Regions from separate parts of the Homo sapiens genome. Here region 2 is linked to region 1. Evidence: read pairs that join two places in POLR2A ChIA-PET (ENCODE). Cell type or tissue: PC-9. All regions are shown on one strand. Each heading gives the region's core, and the rest is flanking DNA. Links, peaks and the distances in the headings are about the cores only.

The links. ChIA-PET counts read pairs that join two places held together with the same protein. Peaks named below come from ENCODE experiments on the same cell type or tissue, not always from the same donor. Only the 100,000 strongest peaks of a DNase experiment are listed, where the experiment ranks them.
Region 2: POLR2A ChIA-PET joins it to region 1 with 7 read pairs; 2 of 35 experiments call an interaction of 5 or more read pairs at or near these places.

Annotation. Positions count from the first base shown.
Region 1 is chr1:117,941,611-117,952,017 of GRCh38, reverse strand. It overlaps WDR3 (WD repeat domain 3), which reads right to left. Exons shown (of 27, transcript NM_006784.3): 9 at 10,171-10,268; 10 at 9,474-9,581; 11 at 8,392-8,622; 12 at 5,839-5,932; 13 at 3,512-3,613; 14 at 2,182-2,267; 15 at 1,888-2,023; 16 at 1,128-1,184; 17 at 1-42. Among named protein-coding and RNA genes, the nearest start is that of WDR3, 17 kb to the right of the region's middle. In PC-9, for the core only: no CTCF peak of the experiment used is centred there; no DNase peak of the experiment used is centred there.
Region 2 is chr1:117,607,299-117,617,705 of GRCh38, reverse strand. The region is part of intron 1 of TENT5C (terminal nucleotidyltransferase 5C); the gene reads right to left. Among named protein-coding and RNA genes, the nearest start is that of TENT5C, 6.5 kb to the right of the region's middle. In PC-9, for the core only: no CTCF peak of the experiment used is centred there; DNase peaks (open chromatin) are centred at 3,835 and 4,705; H3K27ac peaks cover 721 bases.

The DNA of each region.
Region 1 (10,407 bases), core at 2,981-7,980:
CACATTCCTATCAGCGGAGCCAGTTGCTATGAGTGCTCCATCCTATGAGAAATAAAAGTAAAACACTACCTTGATTTTTGAATTCCGTATATGAATAAAAAGCTAACCAGAATATTTAACCCATTTCTTTCAAACACATTAAAATGAAGCCAAAAAACTGATTTTCATCTCTACTAAAAACACTGAATTCTTTGCTCTTACCTACAGAGGAACTTAAAAAGCTTGTTAAGTAAAAGCACGAACTCTGTGGCTTAAATACTTTCGTACTGTCACAGGGCAGTGCTGTGCCTTGACATAGGGTTATCTATTTACTTCGTTAGATAGGAAAAAGATTTTCTAATCTCTGGCATGGGATTTGGAAAGAAAGTGGGAGAAAGAAACAGAAGAGAAGCTGAGAAAGACTCTACTAGAATGTTTATGTAGCCCACATTCCCTATCAGTATTTCTCTTATCTCTCCTATTTCAATGCGTGGTCCAAATGGTTGTCAACATAAAAAAAAAAAAAAAAAGAAATACATTTAACATTGTAACTTAACTTTGTTAGTGCACTGACCACAGACAGCTATGAGGTCAACTCCTTTCACACAGAATAGACTTTTTTTTTTTTTTTGAGACGGAGTCTCACTCTGCAGAATAGACATTGTTTTTAATATACATTGCCACTCCTAATCAAAACTAGGTATTGGGAAATAAATGATTTTGGTCAAGAGACCAAAAGTCTACATAGTGTAAAATACCGTAACTATCCAAATATAAATCCGAGCTCCTCAGCAGCATTATCCTTCAGAATAAAAAGGAATGCCTTTTTAAAGTCTTTCATATTTTAGTGTACTCTACCAATTATAGTATTTTAAACAATAAAGTACTATTTGGGAGAGCTACAAGAGGGAAAGAGATAATATTTATAAGGATTGATTGAGATGATATTTGCAAAATTATTCTGAAAACATTAAAGTAATATATATAAGATACAATATATATTAATTTGAGACTGTTTTTGGAGAAAGATATATAACAGAATGATGATAAAAACAAATAATCTAAGATGAAGACATCAAGCCAGAATTAAGAAAGTATCTGCTGTAAAAAAGACAACATATTACTGAGACACTATTTAAACTACTTACATGAGAGATGTCCATGCATATAACAGGCAGTTTGTGTCCATACAGTGACAGAAAAAACTAAACATCAAAAAAACATAATTAATGTCTGTCTATAAAATATGGGTATAATTTATTACATGTAGGTCTAAAATATAACTTTAAACACATTTTTAAATTGCTTTATATCTGTATTTTCAAAGACAACCCACAAAAGACAGCTTGGCAGGAGTACCTGTGTCCACTACACAGACCCTCCATGTGCTTGCCAAGAATACTGCAGTATAGTGGAGGCAAGGAAGCCCCCAGAAGCTTACTGCCTCAGTCAGATCTCTGTATCTCCTCACTGAAAAGATTCCAGGGCATTTGTTTCACAAAAAAATTTCCCAGGCCCAACCTGGTCCTATCAACTCTCTGGGTATAGGGCTCAGTAATCTATATTTTTAAAAGCAACCTAGATGATCCTAATATATAGCCAAGTGTGAAATCACTGCCCAGGACACCTAGCAATGCTCTTATAACTACTTAGTATGACAGAATTTTCTGTCCACAAGATTTTTTGAACATATGAAATATAACTTGCTTTAAACAAAATTCATGAACCATAGAATTATTTTAAAATGCTAGCTTCCCTAGCATAGTTACATTGCTTTGATTCACACACACATTTTTAGAAATGTACTATCGCTGGGCACAGTCAAGGCCACTTCTTTATAGCCTCAACCCAAATTCTTAAGGTCAGTCAGTCAGAAAGGGAAAATATCCGCAGGCATAACCACTGTACCTTTAAAGTATCAACGTAGAAAATTTTCACAGTACAGTCCAGCAAAGACACAGCCAATAGCTTTTGATTGGGAGAGTAACTGACACACAGAACATCTTCATCTAGTTGCAAAGTTCGGGTTTGCTTCACAGAAAGTCTAGCACCACAAAAAACATCAAGAAAAAATAAATGAGTATACAAATTCAGACAAATCCTAACTCTTTAGAGCACAACAAATGATATAAGACGTCAAAAGGCCATTCCATAGCTCCCCATTTTCACTCCAAAAAATGGACACAAAAAATGTCTACTCACCTCTTTTGGGTACTATTTTCATCTTTCACTAACTCAAAATCCCAGAATTTGACAGATTTATCTGCACCACCTGTCACAAAGCCACGCTGAAAATCAAATGAAATTTCAATTAAAAACTATTTTAGCATAAAAACTTTGCTATGAAGATACATTTTAAAAGTCTAAGAAAGTATTTTTATTTAACGTCATGGGATAAAAATTAAGAAAAACGTGGTTCTCCCTAGCCCCTTTCACTGATCTTTTGGGTCTGCTGCCACAAACCTTATGTGAAAATTCCTACCATCGACTAACATAGGCAGAAATAATAACTAATGAAAAGTTCTAGTTATACTATTATCTAGCATCAAGAAGAAACAAAAACTCTCAGTAAACCAGTTTGAAAAATATACATAGAATGGATAATCTAGATTTGTTTAAAGTATTCACCTCAGAAGGATATAAATTTAGTCCTGCAATGTCCCTACTTAAAATAGTTTTGAAGCTGTTTTCCGTTATCAAGAAAATTAGTCTCATTACATGGCAGTGTTAGTGTAAAGTACATAGAACACTGGATCTCAAGTGTCTGTCCCTCATAGATTTATAACACAGGAAACAACCTTTCCGTAAATCCCTAGTTTTGTTGAAAAAAAGACCACACAGTTTATGGAAAAGATAGAACACTCTACAAATGCAAGATTTATTACTATTTTAGACTCACAGCTGTTTCGTTTGGACCCCAAGTGGTATTAAACACTCTAAACTTCAGTGATTTTTTCCAAAACTAAGTTCTACTTTCAACGGATGAAAATTGTCTATCATTGAGAATATTTAAATAAATGGGCCAAAATTTCTTAAGGTGTTGTCAAAAAAAAAAATCTCAAGATTTTCTAAGCAACAGCACCATTATTAGAATAAGCATACTTTTGCCAGGAACTGCTCTGAAGGTGAGCACATATTTATTGACTTGTAAGGGCTGACATACTTGCTAAAACTACTTAGCTTATACAGTCATAGATGTTTGTTTGAGGAAAAAAGGGGAGCAGCAAAGTCTATTCAGTTCTCTGCATCATGTTGCCCAAGAGAATATTCCCCCTTAAGAAGTATTACAAAACATTGGCAAAAAAATCATGATGGTAAGCAATTTGATGTCACGCTGCTGATAAGCAAAAGTAGCCAAACAAGATTTCATTTCATAATGACAGGTGGTCATTTATAAGAAGGCATCATATACAAACACTAAAGATTAGACCAAAAAAAAAAAAAAACCTCAGGCTTTCTTTAAAGAAACCCTGAGAGAAATCAGGGTAGCCACAGGGCTGAACTCCAGGGCTTTAAAATCTGGTTTAGTTACCTGATCTGGAGAGAGGGACATGGACCACAAAGCTCCATCATGTGCATCTATTGTCTCCAGCAGATTCCCTGAAGCCAAGTCATAAAGCTGCAGCTTCCCTGTCTGGGAAGACACAAAATGAGCACAGCTCCAATGAACATACGTACAACCTCCATGATTCATGACTGCACAATTTAGAAAAGACTTCATAACCAAGCTGCAAAAATGTGATCCATTGCTTAGGAAATGGATCCCACATTCCATGTTCTGTATTTCCTACCTGATTAAATACTATTAAATCCCCTACTGATGTGCTGGGTTAACCTTGGCAGGGCTACCATAGTGTAGAAGTATGGAATAATACCACCATGCAGTACTGGATGCATTACTTTCATTGGTTACACAACTTCACAAGGAAAATATCATGACCATAGGCAAATCAGAATAAACAAAATAGCAAATGCAAACCTAAAAGCCTTTAAAGTTTAGCCAATCCTTTAAGCGGATGATCCTCTATAGTTATTGGCTTAAGCAACCACCTCTTTTCCATCTGCTTTTGGTTTCCTCCTCTGCAATACATTGACAATAAGAAATGGGATCTACCTACAGCACTAAGGAAGGCAGTGAATTTAAAAAAAAATCATAATGGCATAGAAAGCAATCACTCTAAAATTCCTATTTAGAGGTCTGTATATGCCATAGTCATGGTGTCAGCATGTAACACACACAGAGGCAAAGCCTGTTTTACGATGAGCTTCTGCACAAGGTGGTACAGACAGCATAAGCTAAAAGACTTGAGTACCAGGTCTGCTTTGTGCCCATTGGTAAATTCATCCCCATGAACCTAGTTTTTCATCTGTAAAATGAAATTTATATCACCAATGTTTCAAAGATGTTGTCAGGATTAAATGAGATAATGTACATTAATTGCCTAGCACAGCCAGTAAGCCGACAATTGCATTTTAGCCACATGGGTAGTCTTAAGCAATTAAAAAACTACTTTCCCGACGGCAAATCAGAGATGGACATTTGTTGAAAGAGTGAAAAAGGAAGGAAAGTTTTGAGATGTGAATACTGTTTCCTGGCATTGTTCCTAAAATCTCTCCAGCCTACATTTTTTTGTTGAAGCAAGAAATATCCATTGTGATCCATACATTTTGTAATAAAACTCATGTACATATGGCTTTGTTTTATGGGAATAATAATGACAAATACTTGCAAAGCACTTTTCAAAACACTCCATAGACCTTGTTCCATTTTATTCTCACTACTGGTACAATCACTACTGCTATGTCTGCTACCAGCTCTATTATCGATTAGCTATTCGCTGCAGGCTAGTTTCTCTGCTAAGAGTTTTGTATACTTCATCTCTGTGAAATGGGTCAGTAACGTCATTTTCCACGAGAACACCAAGGCTAACAGGGTTAAGGTCACATAGCTAGTAAGTGCCAGAGGCTGGTACCAGTCCATCTGGTACGAAAGCTGCTGTCAAAAAGCAAGTGTCGTCATCCCATAATATAAAGGAACACACTATGAGCAGTTATGTGACTTGCTCCAAATTACTCATTTTTTTTTTTTTTTTTTTTTGAGATGGAGTCTTGCTCTGTCACCCAGGCTGGAGTGCAGTGGTACTATCTCGGCTCACTGCAAGCTCCACCTCCCGGGTTCACGCCATTCTCCTGCCTCAGCCTCCCGAGTAGCTGGGACTACAGGCGCCCGCCACCACACCCACCTAATTTTTTGTATTTTTAGTAGAGACAGGGTTTCACCGTGTTAGCCAGGATGGTCTCGATCTCCTGACCTTGTGATCCGCCTGCCTCGGCCTCCCAAAGTGCTGGGATTACAGGTGTGAGCCACTGCGCCCGGCCCAAATTACCTATTTCTAAAGGGCAGAAACTAAATCCAAATCCATATCTGCTTATTTCCACATGGTTGTCTCCCAATCTGACTAGCACCTAGGAATAAGGACTTGATCAGTTTGTCTTTACTGAATGCTTCTGTCTGCCAAGCATGATATTAGGTACTTAATATATTTAATTATTACCCTTAATATATTTTATCATTAATTAAAACACAATTACATATGCGCCCATAAAAAGACACATGAAAGGATGATCACCAAAATGTTAATGGTAGTTATCTCAGGGTCATGATTTTAATTTTCTTCTTCATAATTTTTAAAAAATAAAGTAAAACTTCAGTAAACAAAATATGTAATAAACTAACATCCTCCCAGATTACTTAGCTCCAGTCCATTTCCAATATGCTAAAAAGAAGAACCAGATTTCTTAACTTTATGAATTTTGAGTAGAAAAGATCCAGATATCCCAGAAAAAGTCTCCATTTACCTTTGTTCCTATGACTACCTGTCTATCACCAGGTACAAAGAATGAGCAAAGTGCATATTCACAGGTCATTGTGCGAATACACTGCAGTGTAGACCTATGAGAAAGAAAAAATAAAGAACTCATGTTAAGAGAATCTGCATCCCCATTTTAGAGGTCAGTGTGTAGGTTTCAATGCACTTAGACAGATCAACATAAAAGAAGATAAAAGTCTTAAAAACCCTTGACTCACACACAATTATAGTCATGGGAGAAAATACTAAAAAGCACCAAACTTTGTTTACTTTATAAGGCCTCCAAATCCTAAGGAACAGAAATCACACAAAAGCAGAGTAGAAAAGTGTCTGCTGGGCTCCACGGAGCCCAATCTGCCATTACCAAGAAGTGAGTGAGTCTGAAGGATTACAAGTCAAATTAGTACATCATTACATATCCCTACATTTTTTATAGGACCACAAACATTAATTAATTAATCAAATATATATCAAATGTCCACTTAACAAACATTTACTGAATGCCCACTACATTACCAGGTACTGTTCTAGGTGCTGGAGATACAACAGTGGATGAAACAGCAGAGGTTCCTAATCTCATAAAGGTTAACATTCTTTGGGAATAATAAATATCTAAATATTTGGTATATCAGGTGTTAGGTGCTATAGAGCAACATAATGCTGGGAGAAGAGGATGAAGAGTGCAAGGAGTAGGGTAAGAATGATAGGACTGTCATCTGATAAGACACAGAAAAAGCTTATGGATAAATGGGGAAGATGGATTCAGGCAGAAAGAACAGGGAGCACAACAGCCATAAGAAAGGCACATTCTTGTTCTGTTGAAGGAATAGCAAGAAGACCAGTGTGGCTCTAGTGGAGCAGAAAAGGAGAGTAGTAAGAGATAAGGTGTGTAAGGTAGGTAGAGTGAGATGGAACTACTGGAAGTGATCTAACTTCCACTATAAAAAGATTACACTGGCTACTGTGTTGAGAACAGACTATAGAGGGGCAAGCAAGAAAGCAGGGACACCAGTCAGGGGGCTTTACAATAACCCAGATGAGAGATGACAGTGGTTTGAATGGGGTAGTGGCAGTGCAGGTGGTAAGATGAGGCTGGATTTGGGATCACTTTTGAAGGTAGAGCTGATAGGATTTGCTAATAGATTGGATGAATATGGGATACGAAAATCAACAATGGGCTGGGTGCGGTGGCTCATGCCTGTAATCCCAGCACTTTGGGAGACCGAGATGGGTGGATCACTTGAGGTCAGGAGTTTGAGGCCAACATGGTAAAACTCTGTCTCTACTAAAAATACAAAAATTAGCCAGGCGTGGTGGCACACGCCTGTAATCCCAGCTACTCGGGAGGCTGACACAGGAAAACCACTTGAACCCAGGAGGTGGAGGTTGCAGTGAGGCGAGATCACATCAATGCACTCCAGCCTGGGCGACAGAGCGAGCCTCTGTCTCAAAATAAATAAATAAATAAAAGAAAATCAAGAATGGCTACAAGGTTTAGACTACAACTGGTAGCAAGTAATCATTTATTAAGATAGGGAAGTCTGAAGGAATAGCAGGTGGGAAGATTTTTGGAGACATGAACAACGTAAGTTTGGTTTGGGACACATAAAAGTTTGAAATGCTTAATTAGACATCCAAGTGGTGACACAAAGTATTTGTATATATGAATTTGATGTTTAGGGAGGAGGTTAAAGCTGGATATAAATTTATGTGTCATCATACAGAGAAAGCTACATGACAGATTACATAAAGTGAGTTTAGATACACAAAAGGTCCAAAGACTCTGCCCTAAAGCACTCTAACACTTAGACGTCATAAAGATAAGAAAGATGGAGCGAGGACTGAGAATAAACAGACAGCAAGGGAAGGGGAAATAATGAAAGTCAAAGAGTGTGTCAAAGACAGAAAGTCATCAATTCAAGGACAAAGCATAAAATAAAGCTTTTAGCTCAATGGATTTGGAAACAAGATCACTGATGACAATGACTGTTTTGGTGAAACAGTGGGGACAAAAGCTTGATGGGAGACAGATGAAGACAGAATGGAGAAAACAAATCAGAGAATGGGGTAGTAACTGGAGAGCAATGCAGGGGTGAGAGAGGGTTATTATTTCCTTTAAGGTGGGAGATATGATCATTAGCTTCAAGGTTTTGGAGGTATTTGATTTGACAACAGAAGCAAGGTATAAAACAGTCATCTGGGAAAGTAAAAGAAGGGTGAGAAATTAGGGTACAATTACTGGGCAGCAATAACAGCCTGCTTTTTATTAAGTTTAAAGAGTAGGTAGTATGGTTGTGTGTTTTTCTCTAGCCAAGTACAGTTACAAGCTCTAAACATGGAATAAGCTTGCCTTTTTTTTTTTTTGCACCACATTTTAAAAGGCAACTTTTTCTTCTCTAAGCTCCACAGGCTAATGGCCCAAATGCACTAAAGATAATTGTATTTAGGGCCTTAAGGAGTTAATAACTAACCCTTAAGAGTACCAAAAAAAATTAAAAGAAATACTACTAACTACAGCTATATAAAACATCATTTCACGAACCTGTTCCATATTTTAATGGAATCAGCTGCAGCTGAAAGAACAGCAATATTGTCTGAGCTGAATGACAAAGTCCGCACATCACTGCGATGACCCCCAATAGTGATTCTGCTTGTCCTGACAGGCTGAGGAGTAGGCAAGGATGGATTCAGTGAATACAATTCCACCAGGTTGTTCTGCAGCAGGAAGACAGCCTTTAACTCTCCGTGAGGTGAATGAATCAAGTCAAAGGACCTGTACAAGAAAATAATCATAAATGTTCTAGCTACCATCTTAGCTCACAAGGTTTACTTTTTCCAGGAAAAGGCTTTACAATGTCCTCTATCTATATAAAGTTTGAATAACTATAAACAATTTTTCAAGTAAGAGTGCCCTGAGGCTGGGTGCAGTGGCTCACGCCTGTAATCCCAGCATGTTGGGAGGCCGAGGCGGGTGGATCACTTGAGGTCAGGAGTTTGAGACCAGCCTGGCCAACATGGCGAAACACCATCTCCATTAAAAATACAAAAATTAGCTGAGTGTGGTGGCACAAGTCTGTAATCCCAGTTACTGCGGAGGGTGAGGCAGGAGAATCGCTTGAACCTGAGAGATGGAGGTTGCACTGAGCCGAGATCATGCCACTGCACTCCAGCCTGGGCAACAGAGCAAGACTCCATCTCAAAAAAAATTAAAAGAGTGCTCCGAGTATTGAGTAGTAGCTGAGTAGGCTTTTAAGTAAAAAAAAAAAAAAAAAAAAAAAACTAGGCTCAGATCCTGGTTCTGATACATACTTTGGTTCTGTGTATGTATTCTTTATAAGTGACCTTATATCCTTTCTGAACGTGGGACACACTTTTCTTTTTCTTAAATTAGCTGCAGGAAAAGACAGTAAATGACTAGCTAAAAAGGGTACTATAATAATCCAAATACAAGACAAAAAGTGGGCCCATGATTAGGACAACAGGAGCAGAGTGTGACACAGATGTCTCATGACCACCGTCTCCACATATATAATTCATACAGACAGCTTACAAATAGCATGAAAAAGCCAATAATACTTGGTAGCTTACTATTTCTATAACTTCAGATAATTTATTTTTACTCACTTGATTTTGGCAGAAGTTTTTATATTAGTCACCCGCTGGATTTCATCTTGCAGACTCATTTCAACATTAACCTCAGGATCTTCCTCCTCTCCTTTGCTAGAATGTAATCTAGAGGGAAGAAGAAAAGTATATCATGCTCTTATTTTTCTAGAAGCAGCTTTGCTCTTACTTGAGTTCAAAATCTGGCCCCTTGACCAACAAACTGTGTTATTCTGGAAAAGTCACTTAACCACACAGGATTACCATGATAATTAAACAATGTAGTATAAGTGGAAATGCTTTGTACACTACAATGTCATAAAGTATTATTTCACTTAATAGGTACCCTTAAGAAATGGATTCTGAATGCAATAGCCCATAAAATTTCTTGTAACAAGGTCCTTGTAATTCCAACTATTCCACTGAAATGTCTCCGGTTATTTTTCTAATTTCAGGACTTTTTAGAAAACTCATTAACCTGCACTTAACAATCCAACCATGTTAAATAAACCAGAATAGGTATCAAAAGATTTGCCAAATCAGATGATTTTCTGTCTCTCTGAGACTTGACAAATTTGGGTTATCGATACCTCACAAGTTCTTTAACTTTTAATGGTAATTGATAAGACAGTAAATATGAAAGAAGCCAGTTTTTTTTCAGTAACATGGGGCCTACCCAGGATACTTCATTATTAATGTAAGTATTAAGAAAACATACTTTGCTTTCTTTCTAGCTTTCTTCATCTTCTTATCCATTTTCTTCTGAATTTCCTTTTTGGAAAGGATACAAAACAATTCTAGCACAGAGTCAGTTCCCTAGAAAGGCAAAAGGTTAATGTGAGTCAAGGAGAGGTAATTTGTAATTTACCTAATTCTCAATTAAAAGTAAACAACAATATTTATTTTTCTTCCCTTAGTAGTTGTATTACCTTGGACAACTTAATCTCTCTGGGTT
Region 2 (10,407 bases), core at 2,280-7,279, 330 kb after region 1:
ATTCATGAAAGGCCCTGGTTAAAGGCAAATTCTAGTTAGCAGAATTAACAAAATAGAGAACAAATTAATTTGAAGCCTAGTAAATTCAAATTAAAGTGTTTCATTTCCCTTTTACTGTTTGAGAAACAGATTCATTATATTTATACAGTAGAAATGGGGAAAGGTGGAAACCATAATTTGTTCCTGCAGATTTGAGAATTCAGGGTTTGTTTTTGACAATTCAAGATGACCAACTATCTCAGGTACTTTCGTACTCCCTTTTCTTCTATTATCTGACTGCAGTAAAGGTAGAATACACACACTGAAGGGAAAAAAAAAAAAAGAGGTTTGCAGAGATAGCAGCAAAAGAAAGGAAAAAACAAACTAGGCCAGAAGGTTAAACCAAGGTCCCTGAGAAAAAGTTTGATGTCTGATCTAATCATTTCCCACTGCCCAGGACAGAGCTGCTCAACGCAGATTGGTCTGAAAACCTATGTTTGAGCACTGAAAAGAAAAAAAAAAAAGCTATTTCTAGTCCTGCTTCATAGCTTATCTAGATCTCTGGACTAGCCAGTGAACTCCAGAAACACGATGAAAGTGTGAGGAACCCAAGGTGGGCGAGCGGGAGAGGCAGGTGCATGAGCTGGAGGGGAGGTAACTGTGAGCATTTATAACATTTGCACACAGTCAATTCGGTCAAAGCAACATTAATTCTTATTTTGTGCCTGGCATTAGACACAGAAACCGTCCACAAGGTTCTTAGTATGTGTGGAGACATACATCTATCAAGTTAAGGACTGCATATATCTAAGTCTAGGTCTGTGACCTTTAACATGAAAGCTATGGAAGTGATTGTCTAGAAAATTTCAGGAAAATGCTGAGGCTTGAACTGAGGCTCTCAGCTATTGAGGGCTTTCAGCAGTCCAGAGGCAACTAAGTGTTACCTTCTTCTGACCCTCCTGAGGGTTTATGAATACAAAAGAAAATCAAACACATTTCAGCCTTCCTTTGGGGACAAATTCTCTTTCACTATTTCTGGATGTTACCTCAAATGTGTGGTTCTTCCCAGTAAAACTTTCTAACCCAAGGTAAGAGCTGGAATCTTGGGCAATGCGCCAAGCCTGGTGACAGACTCCAAGAGAAGTGTGTACCTGGAACAAAGACACCTGTGGGCCCTGGCTCCTGGCCAACAGGGGACCCGTGCACCTGTGGCTCTTCCCACACATCTTCCACACAAACTCCTCCCCCGTGTACAAGAGGACACTTTAGACAAAAAGAGACCATTCCATTACATATGAAAACCTAGAGAACATAAGCAGAAATAAAAGTGGTGGCAATACACTTCATACTATCCTATCCCACTTCTTCCCTTAACAAGAGTGAATGACAACCACGACTCCAAGTCCATCTCTTCTTTGCTTGTGAAATGAAGGGTGTAGAGGTGTGTGTCAAAGCAAATGAAATAGTACTTAGTATGAGCCACTTCACTTCAATTCCCATCTAATCCTCATAGGAACTCTAAGGAATCTACAACTATCCCTTTTTCACAAATTAAGTAATAAGGTTCAGAAAAGATTAAGCGAATTGACCCCAGGTCCTCAACTGCGAGACTAGTGTCTGGGAACTGCTGACTCCCTTCCACCAAGCTCAAGGTCTGCCATGGTGGATGGGAGGTGGACACGGAGTGACAAGCACATGTCACAACCCACATGTGCACTGGGATCACCAGTTCTCATAGCCATTAAAGTGATCTTTTCTAAAACAGACGTTATTGGTCCTAACAAAAAAGGACACAGCAACCTTCTGTTCACTATGTAACCGTGAGACCTAGTCTTTCCATTGCCCCGTCCCCACCATACACACCAAAGATAGCAAAAAGCTGGAATCAGCCTTTACTCTCTGCTTTTGTGCAGATTCCAGTTAAGCAAAAGATGCCAGGTGGCTTAGAGGTGCCCCCTGCCACAGAGACACCAAGGAAGACAATATATTGCCATAGTGTGTGGGAAATCCCACTTATCAGCGGGGGAGCACATTGTTTCATAACATAAACGTCTGCTTCTGCCCACATCCTTTTCTCTGGCAGGTGCTAATACATGCAGAGCCCTCCAAGGGCTCTTCACATGGCGGCAGCCACAGCCATGGCCAGGGGACACCACATGTGACTAGATGTTTAGCCAGGTACCCTAATGAGCCACCAACTCTTTTACAACATCACAAATAGGCAGTAAAACAGTGCTTTCAGGGCTCTACCTGGATCAATCATTTGATTTCTATAACAACCCATAAAAGAGATACCATTCCTCCTACTCCCCCACTTACAGATGGGAAAACTGGAGAACAAAGAGGATGTGCAAATTGTAAACTGTCCAAGGATGCACTGCTGGTGAGTAGCAGAAATGGAATTTAAGAGTCTTCCTAAAAGGTGGATAGCTTTGGTGGGGCAGGGAGCTTGAAGAAGAGCTGGTTGTGCTTAGATGGTCAGAGGAAGGAGATGACAGTAAGTAGAAAGAAAAGGAAGGAAGGTATAAAGATTTTTAAAAAATAAGATGGTAGGAAAGAAGTTTGGCTAGACCGCTAAGGCCACCTGAGTGAGGTAAGGCCAGATGGCAAATTCTGAAAGCAAGGGAGAAGCATTTAGAACTGAAGTATCTAACAACTGTCAGCATAGAAACTGCAGGCTGGAGCCACCAGAACTGAATGTGATTAAGTGTAGAAATGCTAATCGTTATGCTACTGTTTGTTTTAAAGGAACAATGGCTGGGAGATGAAGGCCTAGGATCCTAACTTCCCAGGGAGCTCCAAGATGCTTGCTACGTTGCAGAACAGTGGTGATTTTAGAGAAACCAAGTCCAGAAGAGAGAGAGAACCCAAGAGTGGAAGGTGCTGCACAGTCGCCTTGCTGAACTAGTAATAAGAGGAAAAATTAATGGCACAGGAGGGAGATTATCAGGAATGGGCTGATCCTGATCCAGAAAACTAAGGCATGCTGCTTTGCTCATGGAATAAAGGAACAATTACTGAGACTCCTCTGATGGCTGGGAGATCAGAGTGTTGATAGGCTGATGAAGCAACAGAACAGGACACTAGCTACAGTCGAGACGGCAACCTTCTCAGATCAAAGAAGCCAATAACCCAACTGGAGCTACAGAGAAATGGCTGATAAATTTGCAGGCAGTGACCAGGACTTAAAGGGCCAGCCCAGGAAGGAGAGCTGGAACAAAACTGAAAGCAGAAAGTCTGGAACGTACACAGGACCTCATGAATGCTGAACCTGAGACTGGACACCGTCACTTCCCCCACCTGCATGTAGTTTGACCCTTGAGATTCTTTCACCCATAAGAAAAGAGCCAGGCGCTTCGAATGACCATGGACCTTGGTCATTTTGCTTGGCATGTGCAGCAGCAGATAACCGGGCAGAAACGAGAAAAACCAGGGTCAACATGGATATGGCCTTCTGAAAAAAATCCTCCTCTCTTACTCCTTGAATTCCTTGGGGGATGAAGGCCAGAAGTTATCTAGGAAGGGTTTGGAGGCAGTCTAAGGAAGGCTTTTGTCTGCCAGCTCCTCCCTAGGGCCAGACCCCCCACATAGGGAGGGGGCCACATTCTGGAGACTCCTCCACAGCCCCAAACACATGAAAGTTACAGATAACAGACACTCGAGTGTTTCATGTACATGGAATAGCAGCTTAGATTATGAATGGCCTGAAGCAATAAAAACAGATAAAATAATGCTTTACTTTTTAAAAGGCCAATAAAATATATCCTATGCTCACTATTTTTCCAAGATGTTATTTTTACAGTTGCCCACTTAAATGCCCGCAACACATTCTACCTGAGTTCAAAGAAGTAACTGCCCCAGGCCACAAAGCTGTGCCCAGAGAAAACATTTCTAAGTCAGTGACGCAACAAACCCCACAGTTGGTCTTTTCTCACTCTCAGCTCCATTGCATTCAGCCAGCGTCTCATTCTATTTTCTTAAGGTTATTATCATCCTCCAGCCATTTACCAATGATGTTTACTAGAGTCAAAAAATGTGGTTAGATTCCCACATGAGCTGTGGAAAGCAGCCCTGGACTGAAACCCAGGCAGGCCACAGAACCAGGCTGTGATCTCCGCTGTTTAAGGGGCCTCCATGAATTCTCACTTCCCACTAAGAAGTGAGAAGCCAACACACAGTCTGAATGGTTATCACTGGGCTCCATCCATAGACACCCACCAACGACAACTCCAAACAGAAAGCTCTTTCCCACCTTTGAAAATAGGATGCTTGGGCAAGTGTGGGTGGAGAGATAACGCTGGAAGAACTAATGCTGTGGCCGCAAAACAGCAAACAGAATCAAAACACTGGCCTAGATATTACAGCAGGGATGCCACACAAGTTCAAGTGTTGAAAGGTATACTCTGACGTGGTTGCAAATGGAAATATTAACAAGGTCAGGACACAGACATCTTCAGATGGAAGCAGGGCATAAAAGCCTTGATTTTTTTCCAAGGTGTCAGCATTAAGTGCTACACACACAACTTGAAATGGAAATAATCCTTGTTGCTACTTGGTAACCACCTTCCCACCATCAACTGCTTCTTTCTAGATCAGAGGTGTTACTGGTCTGAATTCATTTAAAGAGCTCCCCAAAGAGAGCCTGCCTTTCTGTTTTAGAGATTGCCCAGACTGAGAAAAATGAGATGATTCCTAAGGAGGAGACTGCTTACTGTAAGAATGACTCAGCTTACACGTAATCCACAGGGTTTAAGAGCTGACAGCCTCCGGGTTTCATCAAAGGCTGCTTCCACAGGCTACTTTACCATCTAACTCTCCAGCCTACAGCTTTAAACAGTTGTCCAAAAGGAAGACCTCAGTCAGCTAAAAGTCCTGTCTAATCACTAGCAGCTTCCCTGCCCAGGCCTTATCAGGAAAGGGACAAGCAACTCTTAGTTCCTCAAATGCCACCCTTATCATACGTTAGACCATAAACACACCCCATTCACAAGTGTCTAAGTGTGAGCTGACCTCCATTTCAGAGCAGATGCTAATTACGTGCATAGTTCCATCCAGGTTTTTGTTTTGCATGGATCCTTCCCTTAGGAGTTGGCATTCAAGTTGCAGGTTCCGGGCCTCCAGGTACTGCGCATAGCAGCAGCTCATGTTTAGCGTTCATCAAGTAATTAATGTGCTGTCACCAGACAGCTCAAACACTTTGACTTGACTTGAATGTTACTTCCTCTTGCAATTTCACTCAAATTTTAATTGTTGATAAAACTTAATTGTTGATAAACTGAGTCCTGGTCCCCTGCCAGTCTCAGAAGATTTTATCAGCAGTTCCTTGAAATTCTATTGCCTTATGATTATTCTCTAAGAAACTATAAAAAAAAAAAAAAAGAATGAGCACCGGGCTAGGAATCCAACACCATGTGTTTTAGTGTCAAGTCTGACGCACAGTGTGAATGACTGTCAGTAAGTTGGCCATAACTGACTTTCCTTTCACTCTTTCAAAAATGTGCATGCCTACTATGTTTCAAGCACTGCTCCAGGAGCTTGTGATGCACTGGGAAGAAAGAGACAAAGATCCCTGGCCCTGTGGAGCTGATATCCTGCTTCCTACTCTCCTTCCATAACTTTGGGTTGTTAAATCTTGCCTCCCACACATGCAGAATCAGAACTTGAGAGTGAAACATTTTTGCTGATGGTCTAGACTTGTGCTGCCCAATACAGTAGGTACCGCTGTAAATGCTAAAACACATACTGGATATCAAGGTCTCAGTATGATAAAAGGAATGTAAACTATCTCATTTAGATTTTTTATATTGATTACATACTGAAATGATGAAATTTGATATGGTAGATTAAATACACTTATTAAAATGAATTTCACTTTTTTTTGATACAGGGTCTCACCCTATTGCCAAGGCTGCAGTGCCGTGGTTCGATGGCAGCTCACTGCAGCCTTGACTTCCTGGGCTCAAGCAATTCTCCTGCCTCAGCCTCCTGAGTAGCTGGTACCACAGGCACGTGCCACCACACCCAGCTAATTTTTTAAAAAATTGTTTTTATATAGATGGGGTCTTGCTGTGTCATACAGGCTGGTCTGGAACTCCTGGACTCAAGGGATCCTCCTGCCTCAGCCTCCCAAAGTCCTGAGGTTACAGCTGTGAGTCACTGCCCCTGGCCAAATTTCACCTACTTCTACTCTTTAATGGGACTACTAGGAAGTTAATCGTGTCTCTCATATTTTTACTGGAAAGCACTGATCTAATTTATTGTCCTTATTATAATGAAGAAGCTGAAGGCTGAAGAGGTAAAGGCTCTGCCAGGACCAGAGCCCAGGTCTCCCCACAGCTAAAGTCAGCCTCAGAAGCAGAGGAGGTAAAAAGATGACAAACAGCCTGGGCACAGGAGATAGCAGCGGTGCTAGCTCTAGCTGAGCAGCTGTGAGCAAGCCTCTAGACACATATCAGGCACTTGATGAGTGTACGCGTCATCTCTGCTTCTGGATCAGTCCTCTTTCTGCTACTGCTGTGCTGCAGTTATTCCACAGGAATGACGATTGAAACTGCCCAAGTCCATATAGCACTGGCTAGCTGTGGAGATCCTAATGCCCATCTCTAACTACGACGAGCAGAGGGCAACGATGGACAGAGTGTGTTTGGGGATCAGGGGCAAGCAGCCAGGAAAGGTGGAGGGTTACCTCTTCTATCTTCATAAGGGCTAAACAAGTTGAGAGATGCTTACGGCAACGGAAGAGGGTGTGGGCAGTTGCAGTTTCATGGATAATTTTCTTCTCAAAATGTTTTTATAGGAGGCTAAGTATGGTAACAGTATGGGACTTTGTGCTTATTCAATCAAAGATAAAAATTTAAGAACTAGAAAAGAAGGTAGAAGGAAGAACTGTAAGAAAGTATTGGCCGGGCATGGTGGCTCACACCTGTAATCCCAGCATTTTGAGAGGCTGAGGCAGGCAGATCACGAGGTCAAGAGACCAAGACCATCATGGCCAACATGGTGAAACCCCATCTCTACTAAAAATACAAAAAATTAGCTGGGTGTGGTGGTGTGCACCTGTAGTCCCAGCTATTCAGGAGGCTGAGGTAGGAGGATCGCTTGAACCCACGAGGTGGAGGTTGCAGTGAGCAGAGATCGTGCTACTGCACTCCAGCCTGGCGACAGAGTAAGACTCCGTCTCAAAAGAACAAACAACAACAAAGTATTAATGAATCGAGGTGTGAAAAGAGCGGGTCCCCAGATGGAATAATGTCAGTCAGAAGCCTGTGGGAAGGGCCTGAAGCTGGATTCAAAGTTTGGTGAGAAAGGAGTATCATTCCTTTGTGCAGATATGAGTATCTGTTCTGTGAGGCAAAGAAGGGCAGTTAGGGAGACTCTGCCATGGGGGGTGGAGGGTGGGTCAAGAGTAAAGAGTCAGAAAGGCACGGTCTTGAAGAGGAGGTTCAGCTTCCAGAGGTGCAGGCAGTCCCTGTGCGCTTGGATGGAGTTCCAAATGCACAGACTGTAGAACTAGCCAGAGGCAGGGGAGGCGGACTCACTTACTGCCCTCATCAAGTTCCTGTCTACGGGCCCCTAAACCAGGTCAGTGATGACAGTGGGAAACAATAAAAAAGAGAAAGAATCAGCAGAACTAGCAACTGAGTGAACAGAGAGAGAGAAAAGGCTGAGTGAGCCATGTGAGGCTGGTGTCAGGGAGGGTGGGAAGGATGGCAAGTGCTTAAGGGAGTGGGTCTGGAGCTCAGCTTGAGGAGTTTCAGCTGTTGGTCAATTAGCTAGTCACTGCCCCTCAGCTCCAAACCTATACCCCTGTGGCCTCTACTTAAAAGAGGACTCAGCCATTGGCCTGCCTGCCTCGGTCCACCAAGAGAACTCCCACTTCAAGTACGCCTCCCTCTTTGCAAGCCGCCAACCGAACATGTATCCAAATGACAGAACACCTTCTGTGTGCCAGGCCAGCTCTATAAGCAGGCACTGGGGAGTCAGCAGTGAGCACAGATTCCGCTTTCCGGCGCTCATATGCCAGTGGCTGAGACTAATGAGAGAAATCGGAGTGCCTCGACTGCATGATAAAGCCAGCCCAGCTCCTCTCGCATCCAGAGCTCTTCCAAAGGCATTTCCAAACACCACTGCCTTGGCGTCCTCAGCACCTGGCACTAGCTACTGCCTAGGAAGCACTTAACTACTTACTGACTCAATCACGGTTCTCCAAGAAATAAACAACACTCCATGCAGTTTTGTGACCAAGACTCCAAGACTTTAGTCTCAAGCTCCGACACTAAAAAACATCCTACAGGGAGAGAGTTGCTTAACATCAGCAATTATTTTTTCATATTTTTTTTCTGTTGTTCCAAGAAGTTTTCAAACAGTTCTAGAACAGACTGTGGGGGCCAGCTGTACAAAATCTATTAATTCTGAACAATTCTTAAGGCTTCCTTACCTAGTTGAACTATATAAAGATGCTTCCTCTAAACTATTTGAATTCCAAATGCAAGCCTCTTTATGCGGCCTGCAATGAAAGCGTAAAAACGTTTTGAGAGATCTTATGGCCTGAAAACATCACAAGAAATCAGCAGTACTAATGTACCCAAGCAGCTTTAAACACATGAACATTTCTTTAAACACAGAGGTGTCTGCTTCATTGTAATACAATTTATGCCATTTTAATGTACTATAGTCAAAACACCAAGATGGCAGGAAGCATTTTCCTACAGTGCCTTGTTTACCTCAATGACAACACAAAAAGCAACAGACCTTATCTAACCCAAGTAATGTTTTATTCCAAGTAACCTCACATTCCACATTACTCCTTAACTCCTAAACACACACACATGCACACAAAATAGCAGATACACCCAGAGACAGGTGTGAAACCAAGAAACCCCAAAACATAAGTTTAGCTTAACTCATGAAACTAGTTTTGGGCTTCCACGACTTCTCTCAGTAATGCAAAAAAAAAAAAAAAAGGTTCAACTCATCCACTGAGAGCCTTTGGGTTTCCATTTCTTTAGTAGGTAACTCCATGAACACAACATTGATCAGAGACAAAAGATGAAGACAAGGTCCTATGTACTTGAGCAGTAAAAACAACAAAAAAAGTTTTTTAAATGAAGTTTTTAAATTTTCTATCAAATGTGTCTGGTTAATGGTACTGTGAAAACAAGAGCACTACAGCCCACTTTTAAGTTATTTTTACTGCTGCACTGTTCCTTGGACTTTCAGAAATATGAGGAATTCTGTTCTCTGACCGGCAGCGCAAGATGTGCATGATCTGCCCTGGCCTTGAACACGGGGGAATGTGGGCTGAATGTGTGCACTATGGGGAGATACAGCTGAGGGGGGACGGGCCTCTGGAACTCGGGAGATTTCAGTGGCTACTTGTGCTCACGGTACAAGAGAAGAAACCAGGTAGAGATAGCCACAGGTGCACAACTAAGTCATGCTCACTCTGACAAGCAGGCTAAGAGCCAAATCCTTTCCTTCAGAATTACATGAATTTAATCCCTGGATACAAGGTAGGTATTGTGGAAAAAACAGCGTAAGAAATATGGCTGTTAATTCTATGTGCTCACTGAAGCTGCTTATGAAATTAGGGATCTTTGTTTTGGTAACAATTTAGAGGCCTCCTGGCAGAGTTTTTTTTTTTTTTTAAACTTTGTTATGGGAGCCCCCTACCCCCGCATAGCTACCTGAACAATTATATACAATATACCAAAATCTTCCTAAAAACTCTTTATTGAGAATATATGTACTCTAAAGCTATGGGTATACCTTAAGAGAAAAAGTTCATTATCTGAAATAAACTAAGCTTGACTCCAGAGATCATTTTCCATCTTCACAAACAAGAATGTCAAAGGACAGAACCCCTGCAGCCCAGCTCAGAGGTTTCCCTAAAAGCCCAGAGAAAAGTCAGCATTCTTTACTCCCCATCCCCCTCCCCCTTTTCCACTGCAGGGCCTAACGTGGCTGGTCTCACACCCTCAATAATACCCTTGGGGATTTAAGACAGTAAAATTCTGGGTAAGCTCTCCTACCACTCTTGCGGCTGCCCAACTTACTTCCTGGGCTCATTTCCTTGCCAATTTACTCACGTTGAAAGGTTGCTGTCGCCAACAACGGTCACCCTCTTTCCTGCACGCAGAGGGCAGCTGAGCCAGCCAGAAGTGTACTTTGGGAGGATCTAATCACCCTAACTTTATTTCCTGGGCTGGTTCAGTCTCCTAACCCACCTACAAAGTAACCTGAAGACCAAGTTGTCACAATACAAATAATTATGCACATAGTATTTATAAAAGCTTTCTTACTATAAGTGCATTTTAAGCACTTCATTTGTATGCACTTTATATCTCCGTAAGAAAGCAAAAATGTTAAAAAGGAAGCAGGCCCCTACTTAATTAAGCCAGGGAACTGGTTAGAGCCCTACAAAAGCCT